Regions from separate parts of the Homo sapiens genome. Here region 1 is linked to region 2. Evidence: read pairs that join two places in POLR2A ChIA-PET (ENCODE). Cell type or tissue: PC-3. All regions are shown on one strand.

Region 1 (2,500 bases), 60 kb after region 2:
AATGCATTGTAGAAGTAGGCAGGCTTAATATCTTTTCTTTTTAAAAAGGAGTTTTGTTGATTTCTAACACCATTAAGTGTAAGTCTGAATGTGAGAAAAGATATCCCAAAATCGAATCCAGTTACCCTCAAAGCATCTCAGAACTAGAAGGGATTTCAAAGGAGGGTAACAATCAGCTTTACCACTAGGCAGAAACCCATGGGCAGCCTTTAAATAACAAAAAGAGCTTATTAAAACAGATACTTAAATCTCTGCAGTAATGGAATAGTTCATATAGTTCAACAGTAATGGAACAAAAGCTGAATCATCTAAAATTGTTAAACCCACTCATAACTTCTATTTAGCATTGGAATGCACTTCGATCTGACCTATGGAGATGATGGGTTTATTATTGTAGAAATTCCTGTGAACATGACTTAAAACGAACTACAGGTCTGTCCAGCATCCCTAAGTCTGCCAGTGCCTTAACTCTAGCCTACACTATGACCCAGGGTGCTGATAAAGGGCAGCACTTGCTACCATGCAAAGCACCAGCTTAGTAAAGCTGCCTCCTAATGATGAACACCTTCCTTGTAGAGTAACAGATTTCATCTGAACTAAGTGAGGTGACAATTTGTAGTATAAACAAAAGACTTAATGGAACAGAAAGCTCCAGTCTCCAAAAGGTCTTAAAAACAGGACTTGCCATGACTACTTAAATGCTGGCAACAGAATAAATTCCAACTTTAACAAAACAAAAGAACTGATACACTATTGTGAAAGCATTCCTTTTGGTAAGCACAAAATAAACTTTTTATCAAAAGTATTTCATAAATTTCTACTTTTTTACTGTATGTTTTGGTAACATAAAGCATCAGTAAATAAACATTACACCCATTTGGCACATGGATAGAAGGAATATCATGATCCTATATATCATTATCCTATTCCTACAGAAAACAATGTACATATACAGTGTGAAACAGCTGAGTTATATTTTGAGACCTAAAACAGATGCCATTTCTAATGCAGAACTAAGAAGAAAAAACTGTATATCAAAGAAAAAAAAAGGCTTTTTCCCTTGTAAAATTATTAAAGTCTTAGTGGCTAACCTCTTGAAAAATTTGTAAATGTGTGACTATGTAAAGTATTTTACCCACTATATTAACTTTGTATATATATACTTTTTCATGTGAAACACATGAAAACATAATTTCTATTAGCAGTGTTAAAAGTGATTACAGAAAAAAAATTAAGGTTTAACATAAACAATAGGCAGTAGAGAAATGTTATTTTAACCTTGGCACCAGGTTAAATCCTTCCTTGGTCAACTTCTCCTATACTCTACTAGGCATTCAATTCATTTTCAATCTTTCACAAAATTGGACCTTTTACTCATTTGAAGAGTAGACATATTTACAATAATTAGTGCAAATTATTCTATTATCATACATTAGTTATTTGCCTTTGTGGATATAAAGTGGTGATTCAGTACTTTATCAAAACATGGCATTATGAAAATACTGGGAATATATCAGTCTGAAATTTAAAAGATTACATTTTCTAAACTAAACTCTGGGAATTTTTACTTTAAGCATGAAACATAATTGTTATAGAACTTCTTTTGAAATGTCACTTGACTTTCAATAAAAACTATTTCACACAATGCAGAAAATACAATGTATCATTCCATAGCAGTATCTTTACTTGTCAATCCTAATCTAAAATGTATTGAACAAAAATCTTTTAATAAATTCCAATATCTTATTTTTAACCACTACTGCTCTGCAGCAGTAATTGAAGTCCCAACCTGAGAACTAAGAATGTGATAATAAAATGCCAAGGGCTCTATCAATCTTGAACTGAAGACACTTAAGCTTCTTTCCTACTGGCATCAAGTGCAGTACATTAGAGAAATGTGAGCAATCCCAGAAAGTACCCTGAGATCAACAGTACCACCTGCCACAATTTGAAACCTTAACTGTAAAATCTCTGTTCTAATTATTTTATAAAAGTTCTATTGCACATTTAATATTGTTAAAATATTTGCAAACTTGTAGAATTCTCTGTATAAAGGGCTTTAAACTTATTCAGCTAAATGCTTCCTCATCACCAGCAAAATGTTCCTAATGAAAGAAAAGCATATCCATGAATGTCTAAGCCTGAAGAATAAATGATTTCTTATGGACACAGCCAATTACAATGCAAGAATTAAAAGTTCACAATTTGACGGAAAAAATTCTTGAGCAAATGTAATTCCTCAGCAGTCTGCTTCAGGGAGATGAGCAGGTTTCCTTTAGATGTTAATACATAGTACATTATGTTTAAGGGGGAAAAAAGATCAATGCAAACCTAAGTCATCAAGTTCAATCTTTTTTTTAAAATGTAGCTACAACAAATAAGCAAATATAAAGCTTAATCTCCTCCTTGATATTTCAACATAGTTGTTACCTTCTGCCATTTCACCATAGAAACTGTCAAATTCCAAGGGGGAATATCTACCAAAAGTATAAGCTTATGC
Region 2 (2,500 bases):
AACCATGTTCATACATCTAGTTTAAACTTTGAGTAATGTTAAAAAATTATTCATGACAAATGTTAAAGCAGTAAGGAAGACTTTGTTCAAGACTATCACAGTAGGAAAGAGAGCTCAGGCTTAGTTCGAAATACAGCAGAGACAGTTGGGGATTTATAGTCAAGGAGCAGGGTGGGGGGAAATTACTAAGAAGAGACACCAAGGGTAGGGGGAATTCTTGCTACCCTGACCTAACAAAATTCTTGCTGAAAGCAGGCCAGGGTGATGAGATACCACCTGGGAGATGGCAGGGTATGAGGAATTTGATCAGATATGGAGGGCGATCAGATGTAGAGGGTAGGGGACTCTCACTAAACTGGCTAGCAGGGTTCTTGCTACAACTGGGCTCTTGAAGACAAGGCCTCATAGAAAAAGGGGTTCAGAGGAGCCTGTCTAACTAAGGTTTGTTTGAGGAAAGAATCTTTACCAGTAAGTCACTTCACCTACACCATGAAAAATATGAAGGTTTTGAAAGTGATTGCAATAGTCCCTTCGTTTCTTCCTTCTTTTTTTAAAAGAAAAAAATTTTACCGTTTTAGTAAAGTCTCACAAGGAACATTATCTAATGCTCTGTCTCTGGGTAGATTTAAACAGAGGCCTACATAAATGTTTTACTCCTTACCCTGATTCCCAAAGACCTTTGTACTTGGTTAATATTCATCTCATTCTTGCCTGATAGTTGTGTGTGCATATGTGTCTGTGTATAGACATACACAGTGACTCTAACTAGAGAGTCACTTTAAGTCCCTGGAACCCCTAAATAATGGTTTATTCATTATTTTATCACCAGTAGCCTCCCTTGTTCATGACGAAGACTTAATAGCTATGTATCTGGGAACACCTGCCTATTTGCACTTTACAGAATGGCTCCCCTGATGGGCAGTAGAGATATTGTTTCAATACCACATGTAGGGTTTTTGCTTTGTCTGCCGTGTTTGGAAGCCTGTGCTTATATACCATAGCCCTTACCCCATTAGAATGTACAATAATTGTCTGCTTACTTTTTAGGGTCTCCCACTAGACTGTGAGCTTCTTGAGGTCAAGATTCATGTGTTATTTTCCTCTGTATCGCCAGGATTTAGAGCAATGTCTGACAGATGGTAGAAGCTCAACAAATGTCTATGAATTAAGTTGAATTGAATTGAGTTAAACTAAATGGAATTAAAGCCTATATTATTCAGGCCTTCTACTTGTTTCCCTCTGTTCTCCAGAGAAATAAAACAACAGGGGAGGGGAATTGATTGATTGATTGATTGATTTTCTGAAAGGAATTGGCTGGTGTGATTGTGGAAGCTGGTGAATCTGCATGGTAAGCTGGCAGGCTGGAAACTCAAGGAGGAGTTGATGTTGCAGCTCAAGTCCAAAGGCAGTTTGCTGGCAAAAGGTCCTCTTCCTCAGGGGAAATCAGGCATTTTTCTTTTTTTTTTTTTTTTAATTATTATACTTTAAGTTTTAGGGTACATGTGCACAATGTGCAGGTTAGTTACATATGTATACATGTGACATGCTGGTGCACTGCACCCACTAACTCATCATCTGGCATTAGGTATATCTCCCAATGCTATCCTTCCCCCCTCCCCCCACCCCACAACAGTCCCCAGAGTGTGATGTTCCCCCTCCTGTGTCCATGTGTTCTCACTGTTCGATTCCCACCTATGAGTGAGAATATGCAGTGTTTGGTTTTTTGTCCTTGCAATTGTTTGCTGAGAATGATGGTTTCCAGCTTCATCCATGTCCCTACAAAGGACATGAACTCATCCTTTTTTATGGCTGCATAGTATTCTATGGTGTATATGTGCCACATTTTCTTAATCCAGTCTATCATTGTTGGACATTTGGGTTGGTTCCAAGTCTTTGCTATTGTGAATAGTGCCGCAATAAACATACGTGTGCATGTGTCTTTATAGCAGCATGATTTATAGTCCTTTGGGTATATACCCAGTAATGGGATGGCTGGGTCAAATGGTATTTCTAGTTCTAGATCCCTGAGGAATCACCATACTGACTTCCACAATGGTTGAACTAGTTTACAGTCCCACCAACAGTGTAAAAGTGTTCCTATTTCTCCACATCCTCTCCAGCACCTGTTGTTTCCTGACTTTTTAATGATTGCCATTCTAACTGGTATGAGATGATATCTCATTGTGGTTTTGATTTGCATTTCTCTGATGGCCAGTGATGGTGAGCATTTTTTCATGTGTTTTTTGGCTGCATAAATGTCTTCTTTTGAGAAGTGTCTGTTCATGTCCTTTGCCCACTTTTGGATGGGGTTGTTTGTTTTCTTCTTGTAAATTTGTTTGAGTTCATTGTAGATTCTGGATATTAGCCTTTTGTCAGATAAGTAGGTTGCGAAAATTTTCTCCCATTTTGTGGGTTGCCTGTTCACTCTGATGGTAGTTTCTTTTGCTGTGCAGAAGCTCTTTAGTTTAATTAGATCCCATTTGTCAATTTTGGCTTTTGT

The links. ChIA-PET counts read pairs that join two places held together with the same protein. Peaks named below come from ENCODE experiments on the same cell type or tissue, not always from the same donor. Only the 100,000 strongest peaks of a DNase experiment are listed, where the experiment ranks them.
Region 1: POLR2A ChIA-PET joins it to region 2 with 14 read pairs; 5 of 35 experiments call an interaction of 5 or more read pairs at or near these places.

Annotation. Positions count from the first base shown.
Region 1 is chr3:57,269,682-57,272,181 of GRCh38, reverse strand. APPL1 (adaptor protein, phosphotyrosine interacting with PH domain and leucine zipper 1) reads right to left here. Exons shown (of 22, transcript NM_012096.3): 22 at 1-2,500. The coding sequence ends at 2,495. All of the region lies in intron 10 of ASB14 (ankyrin repeat and SOCS box containing 14), which reads left to right. LOC105377102 (a long non-coding RNA gene) reads right to left here. Exons shown (of 3, transcript NR_135535.1): 1 at 2,431-2,500. Among named protein-coding and RNA genes, the nearest start is that of ASB14, 22 kb to the left of the region's middle. In PC-3, no CTCF peak of the experiment used is centred here; no DNase peak of the experiment used is centred here.
Region 2 is chr3:57,329,690-57,332,189 of GRCh38, reverse strand. All of the region lies in intron 62 of DNAH12 (dynein axonemal heavy chain 12), which reads left to right. Among named protein-coding and RNA genes, the nearest start is that of ASB14, 38 kb to the right of the region's middle. In PC-3, a CTCF peak has its summit at 898; no DNase peak of the experiment used is centred here.